Linked DNA regions of Homo sapiens: regions 1 and 2 are each linked to region 3. A link is an interaction called in ENCODE POLR2A ChIA-PET data of the cell type or tissue named here. Cell type or tissue: K562. All regions are shown on one strand. Each heading gives the region's core, and the rest is flanking DNA. Links, peaks and the distances in the headings are about the cores only. Region 1 overlaps TRERNA1 (translation regulatory long non-coding RNA 1). Region 2 holds the start of PEDS1-UBE2V1 (PEDS1-UBE2V1 readthrough). Region 3 overlaps SNAI1 (snail family transcriptional repressor 1).

Evidence for each region. ChIA-PET counts read pairs that join two places held together with the same protein. Peaks named below come from ENCODE experiments on the same cell type or tissue, not always from the same donor. Only the 100,000 strongest peaks of a DNase experiment are listed, where the experiment ranks them.
Region 1: POLR2A ChIA-PET joins it to region 3 with 14 read pairs; 18 of 35 experiments call an interaction of 5 or more read pairs at or near these places.
Region 2: POLR2A ChIA-PET joins it to region 3 with 12 read pairs; 14 of 35 experiments call an interaction of 5 or more read pairs at or near these places.

Annotation. Positions count from the first base shown.
Region 1 is chr20:50,035,571-50,040,769 of GRCh38, forward strand. TRERNA1 (translation regulatory long non-coding RNA 1) reads right to left here. Exons shown (of 2, transcript NR_051976.1): 2 at 5,137-5,199. Among named protein-coding and RNA genes, the nearest start is that of TRERNA1, 3.5 kb to the right of the region's middle. In K562, for the core only: no CTCF peak of the experiment used is centred there; DNase peaks (open chromatin) are centred at 1,064 and 2,191.
Region 2 is chr20:50,150,966-50,156,164 of GRCh38, forward strand. It overlaps PEDS1-UBE2V1 (PEDS1-UBE2V1 readthrough), which reads right to left and starts at 2,758. Exons shown (of 8, transcript NM_199203.3): 1 at 2,552-2,758. The coding sequence starts at 2,672. It overlaps PEDS1 (plasmanylethanolamine desaturase 1), which reads right to left and starts at 2,758. Exons shown (of 6, transcript NM_199129.4): 1 at 2,552-2,758. The coding sequence starts at 2,672. RefSeq lists a silencer at 2,512-3,191. In K562, for the core only: a CTCF peak has its summit at 1,548 (motif pointing left); DNase peaks (open chromatin) are centred at 1,566, 2,296, 2,846 and 3,576; H3K4me3 peaks cover 1,948 bases.
Region 3 is chr20:49,983,578-49,988,776 of GRCh38, forward strand. SNAI1 (snail family transcriptional repressor 1) reads left to right here. Exons shown (of 3, transcript NM_005985.4): 2 at 247-774; 3 at 4,295-5,199. The coding sequence ends at 4,479. Among named protein-coding and RNA genes, the nearest start is that of SNAI1, 3.2 kb to the left of the region's middle. In K562, for the core only: no CTCF peak of the experiment used is centred there; a DNase peak (open chromatin) is centred at 2,684; H3K4me3 peaks cover 119 bases.

The DNA.
Region 1 (5,199 bases), core at 1,048-3,547, 52 kb after region 3:
CCGTCTCAGAAAAAAAAAAAAAAAAAATTTCAGAGTGAGGCAGGTCCCAGCAGGCCAGGGTCATTATGGCAGCCTTCCTGGAGGAGGGGGCTGAAAGTAGCTCTGTGGCTGCTAGCCTTGAAGTCAGGATACCTGGGCTCACACTAGATGGTTGGAAAGCATGAAGGCAGTGACTATGTCATCTCAGTCACTTGTGTCCTCAGCTCCCAGACCAGAGTCTGGTATACAGCAGGCACTCAATAAAGATCTATAGGCCAGGCATGGTGGCTCACGCCTATATTCCCAGCACTTTGGGAGGCCAAGGCAGGAGGATTGCTTGCTGCCAGGAGTTTGAGACCAAGCCCAGGCAACATAGCCTGTCTCTCCAGAATAAAAAACAAACAAAAACATTTAGCCGGGTGTGGTGGCACTCACCCATAGTGCCAGCTCCTCAGAAGGCTGATGGGGAAGGATCCCTTGAGTTCAAGGCTGCAGTAAGCTATGATGGCACCACTGCACTCCAGCCTGGGTGAGAGAGTGAGACTCTGCCTCTAAAAAAGTAATAATTAAAAAAATATTTGTAGGCCAGGCGTGGTGGCTTATGCCTGTAATCCCAGCACTTTAGGAAGCCGAGGCGGTTGGATTACTTGAGGTCAGGAGTTCGAGACCACCCTGGCAAGCATGGTGAAACCCCATCTCTACTAAAAATACAAAAATTAACCAGGCGTGGTGGTGGGCACCTGTAGTCCCAGCTACTCAGGAGGCTGAGATATGAGAATCGCTTGAACCCAGGAGGACCTTGTCTCAAAAACAAACAAAAAAAAGATTTGTAAAATGAGATGACAGAAAATAATAGCTTTAGGGAACACTCACCCTGGGCTAAGAACCGTGAACAACCCTATGAGGTAGGTGTTATTATTATCTTCTATTTTATACATGAGGAAACTGAGGCACAGAGAGGTTAAGTAATATGCCCAAGGTCATACAGCTAGCAAGTGACAACCAGGGTTCAAACCCAGGCCTGTCTGCAAAGCCCAGGGCATATCACTTCCTGAATGGTTCGATGTCTGTCACTCCCACGGGGCGGTGAGGGCCATAAACGCTGGGCTTATCTGTTTTGGTCCCTGCTCATCTATTTTGGCCTGGCATATAGTAGATGCTTAATAAATACTTGTTGAATAAATTACAAAAGTCCTTTGGGTCCTCAGACAAGTCACTTCTCTCCAAGCTTTGGTTTCCCCATCTATGCAATGGGCATACTCTAAGTACCAACCTCATTGTGTTGTTTTGACAAAGAAATGAAAGAGTGGAGGAGGATTGTGGCTCTGTAGGAAAAGTTCCAGAGTCAGCCAGACTGGGTTCAGGTCTACACTGCCTACCCTTCCAGCTGTGTGACCTTAGACAAGTTCCCCACCCTCTCTGAGCTGCAGTTTTCTTATCTGTGTGATGGAACAGTTTGGAGGCTGGGAATCTGGGTTCTCTCGGGCCCCTGTCAAGCTCTGCCTCGGGTAACGACTGGCCCTGGAGCCTCCACCCCTCAGATCTCAGGGGCACTAAAGCTTCTGAGGAGGTGGCTTCTGGACTCATCTCAGACGGGGCAACTCACCCCAGCAGGCAGGCAGAGAGGATGGCTCTCTTTGGGCCTGACCTAGGGCTAAGAACCTTCTTGTTGGAGTGGGACAGGGCCTGAGCTCAGAGTTCCAGCTGCCTAGCAGGTTTGAGCTTGCACTGGGTTAAGCAACGCCCTACCCCACTCCACCTCCAACGAGGGAGATGGGAGCTCTTTTGAACCAAGCACCTGCTGAGTGCCAGGCTCCTGCTCTGAAACCCCTCAACCTCCCTCTCCTGTGAGGTGGGGGCCAGGGCCATGCCCATTTCACAGACAGAAAAACAGGTTCCCAGAGGAACCTCACCCAAGATCATAGATCCCAGCTCCTCCAGCTCTGAGCTGTCTCCTCTGCCTGACCCTTCTTAGATCGAGGAGGGAGATGGGTGAGAACGTTCTCTCCAGAGAAGGAAGGAGTCTGATGACTCCACAGCAGGCAGGAATGGCAGCTCCAACTCTCTTTAGGGGTCTGTGTCATTTTGCAGCCTTAGGAGCAGCTTAATACCATTTTCAGATGAGAAAACAGCCCATCTTCTTCTGCGGGGTGAGCGCTCCTTCTCCTTACACTCCCTCTCTCCCTCCCCCTTCCCTCCGAGCCCTGAGTAATCTGCCCCTATCTCTTGCTGTTCCTCAGACATACTGGGCGCACTTCCACCCCAGGGCCTTTGCTTATACAGGTCCAGCTGCCTGGGACGCCCTTTCTCCTCTTCTCCTGGTGGCTCCTTCTCTTCCTTCAGGTCTCAGCTCAAACCTCATCTCTTCGGAGATCCCTCAGCAGCCCTAAAGCGCCCCCAGCTCAGCCCCCTGTTAAGTTTTCTTTCATGTCCTGGTCGTATCTAATGTGATCTCACTGGTTGCTTCCTTTGCTGGTTTCTTCTCTGTCTCCCCACTGGAAAGTGGGCTCCCTGAGACTGGGTCTGTCCATCCCGTTCATGCTGTGTCCCCAGACCTAGCCCAGTGTTTGGCAAGTCCGTGTCTGCTGCAGGAGTCTTCTGAATGAACTTGGGCATAGCTAAATGCCTGGCAAAGTCTCTAGTGACATCAGCTGCCCGAGGGGAGACAAGTTGGAAGAATAGGGAAATCACACAAACTTGGGTTCAAATCCTGCTTGCTGTGTTACCTTAGGCAAGTGCCCTGTGCCCTCTCTGTTTTGTTTTGTTTTCTTTTTCTGGAGACAGGGTCTCACTGTATTGTCCAGGCTGGTCTGGAACTCCTAGGCTCAAGAGATCATCCTACCTCGACTTCCCAAATTGCTGGGATTACAGGGGTGAGCCACCGTGCCCGGTTGCTCTGCCCTCTCTGCTTCTGGACTTCCATTTCCTCGGCTAGATTGAGGGATGACCACAGTGACTATCTCCAGGATTGTTGGAAAACCTAGAGATTCGATGAGAATGGGAACCAGCCAGCCCCAAGTGGTGCCCATATACTGTCATCCCTGCCACCCTCTTCACCTTCCCAGCCCCGAAGTTCCCCAGCTGGCAGGGATGAGTGGAGAGGCCCCTGTCAATGGTGTCTGTGCTGAACAAGTCCCATTTGCTGCTGCCTCCTCCCCAGGCCAGAATAAACGTGCACCTGCCCCAGGTCACAGAGCACACAGCAGGGAGCCGAGGGGGTGGGGCAGGGAGCTGAGGGCTGGAGCAGGGCTCCTGGTGTCTCTGAGGACAAAACAGTCCATTGTGGCCCTGTGGGTATTGAGGGAATCACAGGGCCTGAATGGAGGCGGGTGAGGAGGCAGGGCAGGTGTGGGAGCAGGTGTCCACGGTCATCCCACGGCATCGCCCCTGGGGGGAAGTGCCCCCCTATGCGTGCCCTGGAACCGGCCTGGCTGGTCGGACACCTGTCCCCTGCAGCTTCTTGTCAGGAGACAACATAGGCGTGAGCCAGGCCCCAGGGGTGGGGTGGGATGAGGGAGTGGGGGGTGGGATGAGGGAGTGGGGGGTGGGATGAGGGAGTGGGGGGTGGGGAAGTAGAAGATGGGAAGGATGGGACTGGGGGACAGAGACTCTGGGGTCTAGGGCAGAGAGACCCAGGATAGAATCCCAGCCCTGCTCCTTCAGGCTGGGAACACTGGACAAGTCACCTCTTTAAGCCTGTTTCCTCATTCACAAAGTGGGGCTGAAACTCCCCTCTGTGCCCCAGTGAATTTTCCAGGCACACGCATGGGGCGGGGTATGGGGGGCTTTGATGATTTGGGGCCTCAGTCTGCCCACAGCCTCCCTCCCAGAAAGGGTTCATCATTCTTTTACTGAAGAAACACTTAATTTAGAAAAGGCCGGGCGCGATGGCTCACGCCTGTAATCCCAGCACTTTGGGAGGTCAAGGTGGGAGGATCGTGTAAGTCCAGGAGTTCGAGACCAGCCTGGGCAACACAGCAAACCCCATCCCTACTAAAAATACAAGAAATTAGCAGGCATGGTGGCATATCCCTATAGTCCCAGCTATTTGGGAGGCTGAGGCAGGAGAATTGCTTGAACCCCAGAGGCAGAGGTTGCAGTGATCCAAGATGGCGCCACTGCACTCCAGCCTGGGCAACAGTGTGAGCACCTGTCTCAAAACCAAAACAAAAACACACTCTTATTGAGCTCCTACTGTGTGCCAGAACCATGCTAGGTGCTGGGGACACAAAAGTGAGTGGGACAGACAAGTTTCCCTTACTGGGGAAGAAGACAGAACATCCAAAGGATAAAGAATGAGCAAGAGAATTCCAGACAGTGATGCGGGCACCAGGAATTAAATTGAAGTTGTGCTGGAGGGTGACTCCACAGTGTGGTCAAGGAGGGCTCTCTGAGGAGGGACCTGAAGCCCCGAGGAGGAGAAGCAGAAAAGAGGAGCAGGTGGGGAGACCTGGGGGTGGGCTGCAGGCTTCAGGCAAAGGCCTGTGGTAGGACTGAGCTTGCATTTGCACTTGCAGAGGAAGTGCGGGGAGCACCCCAGCCCAGGAGGTATCTGGCCCGAGGGGACCCTCTCAGCCTACCCCTGCCCCTCCCTGTCCCCGGAGGCTGAGGCTAAGAGGCAAGGTGCGGGCCAGGCTGGAGGAAATGGGGCCAAGACCCGTCTGGCCAGCAGACTCTCCTGGGACTGCTAATATCCCAAGTGCTGGTGACAAGACACAGCCCCGGGTGGCAGGGGGCTGGGGGCCTGAGACTCCGTAAACAGCCCTGGCTCGTAAAGCTGATCAAAGCAGCAGGCCTGTCCCAGCCCTGGCCACTTCCTGCAGGGCCCAGAGCCCTGGCCTGTGGGAGATCCTGGGAAGGGCCTCTCAGCAGAGGCTGCTTTGGGGTCTCTAGGCACTGGGGGCAGGGGCAGGGGCAGGGCCAGGTCCCCGAGCCTGTCCTGGCTTCGGTTTTCCCTCTTGTTTTGCAATGAAGACTGGCTGGAACCTCTGAGAAGCCTGTTTCACTGCATGTCTTTGACAAAAGCTTGGCCTCTGGAACCGGAGGTCTGGGGGTTTGAATCCCAGTCCTGCTACGGTGTGACCTCAGGCAGTGACACCCGCACCTCCCCTACCGCCCAAAACTGTCCTTAGCTCTAAAATGAGGATAATGATGGTACCTATTTCAACAGCCTTAGACTGTGAAATTTTATTGATATGATTTCTAATTATAGTTCATTAA
Region 2 (5,199 bases), core at 1,380-3,879, 170 kb after region 3:
GATTACGGGTGTGAGCCACCGCGCCCGGCCAGCTCCATTTTTTTCTGTCTTGTTCACCATTCTGCCCCCAGAGCCTAGAACATGGACTAGAACATAGGTGTTCAATATGCACTGAGCCTGGTCTCTCACTTTTTCAGGCCCAGAGAGGTCAAATACTTCCCCAAGATCACACAGTGAGCAGATAGAAGCAGAGAGGCCAGTGGAAAGGAAGTTGGAGAAACCAGTTTGGCAAGTCTCCTCCCCTACCTCCAGGTCTGGAGGAGATAAAGGGCCTTGATTGCAGATTTGGGGCACCAGGCTGTCTGCAGACTCTGATTCAGGCATGGCTGTTCTTCAGAGAGTGAAGGGCACTTGGGGAAACCAGAAATGGACAAATATGCAATTGATCGTGGTGGAGTGGGGAAACAGCAATCCCTGGGGAGGCTCAGAATGCCTGGGAATGATTTGGGCTGTCTGAAAGTAGGTAGGGTTCACAGGAGCAGGCAGAGCTGGACACTAAAGAGGGAGGCCCTTGAATCCTTATCCCCAATTCCCAGGTGGGGAGTTTGAGGACCAGAGAGGTGAGGCGGATCCCCCACAGCAAAGGTCAGACTACTGTTAACAACAGGGAGGCGCCAGGCACAGTGGCTCACGCCTGTAATCCCAGCACTGTGGGAGGCCGAGGTGGGCGGATCACAAGGTCAAGAGATCGAGACCACCCTGGCTAACACAGTGAAACCCCATCTCTACTGAAAATACAGAAAATTAGCCGGGCATGGTGGCGGGCGCCTGTAGTCCCAGCTACTCAGGAGGCTGAGGCAGGAGAATGGCGTGAACCCGGGAGGAGGAGCTTGCAGTGAGCCGAGATCACGCCACTGCACTCCAGCCTGGGCAACAGAGTGAGACTCCATCTCAAAACAAATAAAACAAAACAAAACAAAAAACAACAAAAAAACCCACACAACAACAGGGAGTGCCTACTGAATGCCAGTGGACGATCTCATTTCCACTTCCTAACACGAAGGGGCAGATAAACTTTAACTTGCAAGGAAACCAAGGGGAAACAGAGACGGAAAGTGGCTTGGACCAGGTCATACAGCTGAATAACAGAGTCAGGATGTTAACCCTGGCCTACCCCCAGGAGAGCAGGAGGTTTTAAGTCCATAGGCTGGGTGTCTTGGGTATAGGCCTGAAGAAACCATAGCGGCATGGACCAGGTGCCCAAGTCAGGTGTGAAAAATCACATACAGAGAATGGAGTGGTCTAGGACCCAGTGAGGAAATGCAAATGGTCCGTGGCCATGCCGCCTTTTAAGGAAGAGACGGCATGGAACCCAGGCCAGTGAGGGCAGAAAGCTAAGGTGCTAGTGACCCCAGGCCCACTCCAGGCAAGGGCTGCATGTGGTGCTTGGTGGCTGCCCCACAGAAAAAGGAAGGATGTCAGGATATTTGACAAACAAAGCTTCATTCCATGGTGACACCCAGGTAGAGGTGCCTCCCAGTCACCTGAACCAGGAGTTCTCAAAGGCACTTCCTTAACTCCTGGGGATATAGGGCCCTCCTGAGGCCAAACAGTAAAATTCCTAGGGCTCACGTAGGAGTCACAAAAGTGGGTGTAGGGGGGGTGCTTGCTGGAGCATATACAGTGAGCAAAGCAGGAAGAAGCTAGGGAGAAACCGTGGCCTGAGGGAAAGGGACAGAGAGGGAGAGGTGAACTCCAACTTATGATCTGGTCTGGGGAATATGGGGGTTCCAGTCCCAAGTCCTAAGGAAGGGGCCAATACATGGATGTGAGGGAGGGGCAAGAGCTAGAGTTGGGGCTTATGTACAGGGGAGCTTACAGTGGGGTACATTCAGTCCCCTCACTGCCTGGGATCCAGGAATATGGGGCAAGGACTGATGCTCACCACTGGAGGGTTGGGGAGAGGATATCGGTCTGTAGCCACTGAAGCTATCACTAGGATGGGGTTTTGGGGGAAGGGTGTGGGGGGTACCGTGCAGCTGGAAGCCCCTGAGTTAGGGTTCCCTGGGCAGAGGGGCTGACATTCCCAGGTTAGGGAGGTGAGGTCATTGTTTGCAGCCCAGGGCCTGGGCTAGGGCACAGAGGAGGTACTAGGATGTAGATTCCAGATCTGGGGAACCCAGGATGAGGTGTGACTTTTAGGGGCCTGAGGGCAGTGCTTACAGCTGAAGGGCAGCTTTGGGCTTGGACCGGGTCCTGGGGGGATGAGGGGGTGGGGTTCTAAGTCTAGGAGCACTCTTCACAACCGAGAATGCCCCGGGGCTAGGATTCCGTATCTGCGGGTCCGATGGGAGCTCCGTTTGTCGCCCAGGGAGCTCATGGTAATTTCTTGATCTGGGGAGTGTCTCTGCAGCCAGGAAACCCCGGGGCCAAGGTTCTGGCTTGGGTTCGGAAGGGACACTGGGGTGGGGTCCCCGAACTTGCTATTTGCAAGTTAGACACCCGGGCTGGAGTTCCGCATCTGGGCCCGAGGTTGGGACTCCAGTCTGGGGTCGCTGTCCGCAGCCGGGGCTGGTGACCGCAGGCCTGGAGGGGGGCCCAGAGGTCTTACCTGGCGAGTAGAGCGCAGCCAGCTCGCGGGCCCCGGCGTGCTGCGCGCCCCAGCGGCAACAAGACGCCTCGTCCTCGTCCAGCTCCAGCTGCTGGCCCGGCCAGTTCTCGGCGCCCGCCATGGCCACTCGCCCGATCGGCCCGGTGCGCTCTGCTGGCGGCGGCGGCGGCAGGGCCGCGGAACCGCGGCGAGATCACGCCGCCCAATGACCGCCCAGCGCCGGGCGCGGCGGCGGCGCGGGCGGGGTCCTCGCCCGGCCGCGCGTCACAGCCAATCGGGGCTCGCGCCGGAGCCGCGCAGGCCAATCGGACGTCGCTGAGCCGCAGCCAACCGCCGCGAGCCGGAGGCTGGGACGCAGCTGGACGCAGCTGGGCGCGGAAGCTTGGGGCGGAGGCGCGTGCCCGCCTTCCCAGCTCAGCCCCGGCAGGGCTCCCGGCTCCAGCCCACTGGGAGCTCGCGGCGCGTCGCCGCCCAGCTAGGCTTCGGTTCACGGGCCCATGCAATGGGCCGAGGCAGGGCCCAGAAATGGGCATTTCTTGAGCCGGCAGCGTTAAGCGCCCACTGTGTGCAAGGAACGCGAGGGCAGGGCGCCGGGCTGGGGCCGAGGCCAGGAAGCATTTGGCGGGTGCTCTGTACGATGCTCCCTAGCGAGGCCGATGGAGAGTGGGCTGGTTTATCAAGCCCTACTGTGTGCAGAGGTTTCGGGTGCCATGTGTTCATCAGCTGTGTGCCAGCTCTGTGCTGTGCGCCCAAAGAGGAGAAACGTCGAGCCTGCCCCGCATCCTCCCCAGCTCATGTTCTCCCGGTGGCGAGGACAGTAAACTAATGAAAATGACAACTAGGGTCACTATGAGATTTGCTGAGCGCTTAATATCTGTCAGGTGCTGGACCAAGAGCTAGACGAGCAACATTTATTTGACTCTTAAACACCAATGGTATTGCCTCCTCAGAGAGCCCCACCACCACCACCCTGCTCAAAGGTGCCCCCTCCTCCAGTCACTGTGACATCACCCTGTTTTGTCTTCACAGCGCTTCTGGTGGGGATTGAGCTTGCAGTCCCTGTCTCTCCTATCAGAGAGCAAGCTCCTGAGGGCAGAGAACAGCTTTGTTTACAGCAGGGCCCCCGTGCCAGGATCGGGGCTGGAACATGGTAGAAGCTCAATAAATGCTTGATGAATGAATTAAGGCTCAGCCAGATGCGTCTAATACTTCGGCAGATAAATGACAGCAGCAGGGATTTACCCCAGGTCTAACCGACAACAAAGTATGCAATAATTTCTCATAGAAATTCCATACAGGCAGCCGGGCGCGGTGGCTCACGCCGGTAATCCCAGCACTTTGGGAGGCCAAGGCGGGCGGATCATGAGGTCAGGAGATCGAGACCATCCTGGCTAACACGGTGAAACCCCGTCTCTACTAAAAATACAAAAAATTAGCTGGGCGCGGTGGCGGGCGCCTGTAGTCCCAGCTACTCGGGAGGCTGAGACAGGAGAATGGCGTGAACCCGGGAGGCGGAGCTTGCAGTGAGCCGAGATCGCGCCACTGCACTCCAGCCTGGGCGACAGAGGGAGACTCCGTCTCAAAAAAAAAAAAAAAAAATTCCATACAGGCTGGACGCGGTGGCTCAGGCCTGTAATCCCAGCACTTTGGGAGGCCGAGGCCAGTGGATCACCTAAGGCCAGGAGTTTGAGACCAGCCTGGACAACATGGTAAAACCTTGTCTCTACTAAAAATACAAAAATTAGGCAAGCTACTTATCCCAGATACTTGGAAGGCTGAGGCAGGAGAATCACTTGAACCTGGGAGGTGGAGGTTGCAGTGAGCCGAGATGGCGCCACTGCACTCCAACCTGGGTGACAAGAGTGAGACTTGGTCTCAAAAAAAAAAAAAATCCATACAGTGAGATCACATAGGAGCCTCCCTAGAGGCTGTGGAAGGTCCTGAAAGGTGCTGGGGGAGCAGAGAGGGAAGGTAAGATCCCCTTCCAGAATCCAGGTTCTCTGAGGGTTTAAGTCCTGGATTCCTGCACTACCAGTCACCCCAGGGCTGTTTCCTGAGTGTTCCTACCATAGACAGCCACTGTCCCCACCCAGGCCTATGCTCCCTCCGTTTCTTTCCCACACCTGCTCCCAGGAAGGAAAAGCCACCTTCCAGTGGCAGGGATGGGTTGCAACCCAAGTCCTGGTGAATTCCGGTGAAGCTGGCTGGTTTTGCATCAGTATTAACAGCACAGTTAATCCAACAGTTGGATTTTTTAACCCAGGAGCTTAAGGCTTGGGTGGGGGGCGGCGGACGGGGGGGGGGGGGCGCGGTTGGTGGCTTTGGTGGGGGCTGGATGTCAGATTTCAGGTAAATACCTTCTAAAGCTCTCTGCTCGTATCCCACAGCCTCCAAACAGGGTAGGGTGGCTGGTTACTGCTGCTGTCCAGAGACCCTCACAGTGGCCAGCACCAGATGGTTGATGGACAGACTGCCTGAGATAACTCATTCCTTCATTCATTCACTGAACATGTTTATTAAACACCAACCTGTCCCAGGGAAACAGCAGGGAATGTGACAGAATCCCTGCTTTCTTGGGAGGTGGGGGTGAAGGTTAGGGAAGTCCTGTTTAAGAAGGTGACATTGGATCCAAGACCTAAAGGATATGG
Region 3 (5,199 bases), core at 1,176-3,675:
GACTGGGGACTTAGGAGAGGGAGATCAGGAAATGACCTCCTTCAACTGGGGGTCCTACGTGTGAGAGACTCAGATTGGGTGACCTGGGCGAGGAGGGCAGGAACCTGGTCTGTCCTGTGGATAATTTTTTTGATCTAATTATGTATTGAGAATCGGCCCCACCCAGCCCCTGGCCAGCGGTGGGCTCATGTTTGTTGATTGAGTGAATGATTTAATTAACGCCTGACTCTGCTTTTTCTCCCTCAGAGTTTACCTTCCAGCAGCCCTACGACCAGGCCCACCTGCTGGCAGCCATCCCACCTCCGGAGATCCTCAACCCCACCGCCTCGCTGCCAATGCTCATCTGGGACTCTGTCCTGGCGCCCCAAGCCCAGCCAATTGCCTGGGCCTCCCTTCGGCTCCAGGAGAGTCCCAGGGTGGCAGAGCTGACCTCCCTGTCAGATGAGGACAGTGGGAAAGGCTCCCAGCCCCCCAGCCCACCCTCACCGGCTCCTTCGTCCTTCTCCTCTACTTCAGTCTCTTCCTTGGAGGCCGAGGCCTATGCTGCCTTCCCAGGCTTGGGCCAAGTGCCCAAGCAGCTGGCCCAGCTCTCTGAGGCCAAGGATCTCCAGGCTCGAAAGGCCTTCAACTGCAAATACTGCAACAAGGAATACCTCAGCCTGGGTGCCCTCAAGATGCACATCCGAAGCCACACGCTGCCCTGCGTCTGCGGAACCTGCGGGAAGGCCTTCTCTAGGCCCTGGCTGCTACAAGGCCATGTCCGGACCCACACTGGTACGTGCCCCTCCAGGCGCCCCCACCGTTGCTCTCTCTGGCAGCTTTTGTGAATCTGGGCTTGCTGTTCTCATTCCCAAAGCTGTGGACACTGAGGCCCCGAGTCTTCTAACTTCTAGCTCAAGTTCCAGGGCCTGGCTCTCTGGAAACGTTTGGCAGAAACTTTCTTCATCAGCTAAGCAGATGGGCAAAGCAGACACCTTCCCAATCCCCTGCAGCCTGTTTCTCAGCCAAATGGGTCGGAGCTGGATATGGGAAAGGTGCAACCAACACCTTGCTGTGGGGGCCAGGTGTGAAGGGGCCCACCCGGCCACACCCTCTCCCGGGTCCGCCCCCTCCCTAGCCAGACAGGATGTTGTCAGACCCCCCGCCTGGCTCTGAATCCTTCTTTGAGAACTTTCTCAAAACTTAGGCTGATGTTTCTCTTCTGTGAGCCTCATTTTCTCTATCTTTCAGATGGGCATGAGAACAGCTTTTGGGGTTTCTATACAGGCTAAATGCAGGAATGCATATGGGAAGCACCTGGCAAAGTGCCGGTACCTGCTAAACTCTCACAAAAATGGTTCCTTGGCATTTGCTCTGCTTCCTTGCTGTGTGACTTTGGGCAAGCAACTTAACCTCTCTGAGCCTTAGGGGAAAACTATGATAGCATATGTTTTAGAGAGTGGCTGTAAAGGTGGCTAATCACTTTATAGTAATTTATTATACCCGAACGGTTCTCAGGTCGGCTTCCCCACCCCCACTGAATCCTAGCACACAGACCAGGAAACGGCATCTTTGGGGCAGAAAACACAATCACGTCTTTTGAAAATTTACTAAATGTGTAAAAAACTTTCTGGACATGGAGAAAAGGTAGAACTTTTTAGAACTTGAATGGTGGCAGCCACTGTGCCTGGAGCTGCTCTTTGGAGAGTGACAGTTGAGGGAGAAGATTCCACAGGGTTCAAGCTGGCCAGGTTCTGCCATTTCCTGGCCTGGCGCCTGACCTCTGAGCGGTGAGGGTTAGTGAGGTGTCTGGGAGGACTGGCAATTCGCGGGCTTTATTGGCATCTTATTCGACTAAGGCTACCCATTTCTCTTCCTTCGTGCACCAATTGCTCTGATTTTAACATGTAAAGGTCCAACTGCCTGGCCTCCTGGGTGCCTGCCCAGCTCACAGGGCTCTATTTTGGGACAGTTGAACCCCTCAGGGTGCTGCAGTCCTGCCTGCCTCTCTCACCTCCCATCTGGACATTATTTTAATGTAAAGGCATGGCTGAGACACAGAAATCCCCTTGAAATGTATCATTGCGGTCCTCATTGACTCCCATTGTGTGCCTTAATGGTGGGCCCAGTGGGTGGGGGCTGGGAGGGGTGGAGCAGGTGCATGGGGCAGCGGTGCCCAGCACCTGTTCCAGTCACAGCTGCTGGCCCACTGCATGGCAGGCCCCTTTAATCCGGGGATATCGCATGTACAGTGCCCCCCTCGGCGCCCTTTGTCCCCGCCGGCCTGGTGCCGATTTCACACTTGCCAGGAGTACCATGAAGGCGTCTGGGGGGCGAGGGATCCAAGGAGTGGGGGTCTGTGCCTCCTGCGTGTGCACACAGCCCCCGCCCCCAGCCCATCATGTCCTAGAATGTCTCCTTCCCCTTTTGTTTGGGTTCAGGTCTCATCACACTTTGGGCACTTACTGTACAGGAGGGTAGTGCTCAGGACTTCACCAACAGCCCTGGGAAGGGAAGGGAGGTGCTGTCCTAACTCTGGTCTTACAAATGGACTCCAGCCCCTTTTCCAGATCTCCAGAGTCAGCCCTTAGTTCACAAGGGTGAACTTACCCTTCTCATTCACATGAAGACTTAGAATGCAATCAACAAACCCTTCAGGCGTGGCGTGTGGAGGCTGCTGAGTAATGGCAGAGTGGAGTAGTGCTCAGGCACCCCTCCCCCAATCCTCTATGTCCCCCACCCTTTGGAGTGGCGAGTTTCCATTTCTGCCCCATGAGACTGAGTCCAGCTCTCAGGCGCTCCATAAGTCCCTATTGAATGCATGGGTCCCATTGGAGCCATCCTCTGGACTCTCTCCTACCCTGGTAGCTCAGTGTGGCACCCTAGGCACCCAGGAGGTGATGGAATGAATTCACTCTCAGCTCTTAAATTCCATCCAGCGCTGGGATTTCACAGGCGGGCCCTGACCTTGCGGGCATATCAGACTGGGCGTGAGGGGATTGGAGAATTGCATGTTTTTTAAAAAGACTATTCAGTATTATGGAATAGTGTCTAGCACTTAGTAGGAGCTCAGTAGATTAAAAAAAAAATTATAGACAGGGTCTTGCTTTATCGCCTAGGCTTGTCTCAAACTCCTGGCTTCAAGCAATCCTGCCTCACTCGGCCTCCCAGAGTGATGGGATTACAAGCGTGAGCCACCACACCCAGCCTCAATAGATTTTTGTTTAATGGGTTACTGTTATGACCTTTTATTTGGAAAATGCTGCATCCCCCAGAAAAAAACAAATCAACATTATTGGTGTTTTTGGAACTATATAGCTTTTTGGTTGGAGCAGGGATTGTTATGAGGCATGAGTGAGGGGGCAGACTCCTCTGAGGCCTCTTTAATTTTTAAAACAGACTTATTTATTCTCTAAGGGCTTGTTGAGGATTTACTGGGCACCCAGCTCCATGTGCAAGACTTTTCCCAACACAGCCTTGGCCAGGCAGATGGTGTGTCAGGGCCACAGGTTTCCGTAGCCTCTTGGGTGATAGAAAGGGGCCCAGGCCCTGGGCTGGGGCTCAGAAGGGACTCAAAGGAGGCCCTTGCCCTTATGGGACTCAGCCTGATTGGAGAACAGACAAGGAGATTTGGGATTACAGCGCAGGAGGTGGGGTGGTGAGGAAAGCAGGCTGCTGGCCGGGCCCCAGGAGTGGCCTAACCAGCTTGGAGGTGGGGGTGGGGAAGCCTCTTAAGGCTGACTCTGGCTTTGGCCCCCAACAGAGTAAATCAAGGAATGACTCCAGGACTGATGGTAAGGACACCAGTCACGTCCTCCCTTGACTGAAGGCAGTAAGGGCAGTAGGTGAAATCAGAGGCTTTGGGGTCCTGCCAGGGGAACCTGAACATGCTACTTCTGGGCCTCAGTTTCACTGTCTCTGAAATGAGACCACAGTAGGATCAAGTGACAGTAGGATGAATCAGTAAAGGTGTTGAGTCATTGTTGACCACTTCGCACGTCCCTGCGGGATGTGGATGAGTACCCTACCTTCTGTCACTTATCAACCCCTATGAGTGGGGGGTGAATAGCCCCATTTTACAGGTGGGAAAATGGAGGCTCAGAGAAGCCAGACAACTTGCTCAGAGTTGCACAGTGGGAAGCAGCAGAGCTCCGTCAGGTCCCGGCCTTTGGACCCTGGCTGTGTGTTTGACGGAGGCCTGGCTTTCCTGGGATCATGGGATTCTTTCAGGGTTTGGGGTATGCGGGGAGGGATTCCCATCACTGCCAGCCGTTGTCCCACGGCTCACTCGGCCTTTCTGGCGTTCTCTCCCCAGGCGAGAAGCCCTTCTCCTGTCCCCACTGCAGCCGTGCCTTCGCTGACCGCTCCAACCTGCGGGCCCACCTCCAGACCCACTCAGATGTCAAGAAGTACCAGTGCCAGGCGTGTGCTCGGACCTTCTCCCGAATGTCCCTGCTCCACAAGCACCAAGAGTCCGGCTGCTCAGGATGTCCCCGCTGACCCTCGAGGCTCCCTCTTCCTCTCCATACCTGCCCCTGCCTGACAGCCTTCCCCAGCTCCAGCAGGAAGGACCCCACATCCTTCTCACTGCCATGGAATTCCCTCCTGAGTGCCCCACTTCTGGCCACATCAGCCCCACAGGACTTTGATGAAGACCATTTTCTGGTTCTGTGTCCTCTGCCTGGGCTCTGGAAGAGGCCTTCCCATGGCCATTTCTGTGGAGGGAGGGCAGCTGGCCCCCAGCCCTGGGGGATTCCTGAGCTGGCCTGTCTGCGTGGGTTTTTGTATCCAGAGCTGTTTGGATACAGCTGCTTTGAGCTACAGGACAAAGGCTGACAGACTCACTGGGAAGCTCCCACCCCACTCAGGGGACCCCACTCCCCTCACACACACCCCCCCACAAGGAACCCTCAGGCCACCCTCCACGAGGTGTGACTAACTATGCAATAATCCACCCCCAGGTGCAGCCCCAGGGCCTGCGGAGGCGGTGGCAGACTAGAGTCTGAGATGCCCCGAGCCCAGGCAGCTATTTCAGCCTCCTGTTTGGTGGGGTGGCACCTGTTTCCCGGGCAATTTAACAATGTCTGAAAAGGGACTGTGAGTAATGGCTGTCACTTGTCGGGGGCCCAAGTGGGGTGCTCTGGTCTGACCGATGTGTCTCCCAGAACTATTCTGGGGGCCCGACAGGTGGGCCTGGGAGGAAGATGTTTACATTTTTAA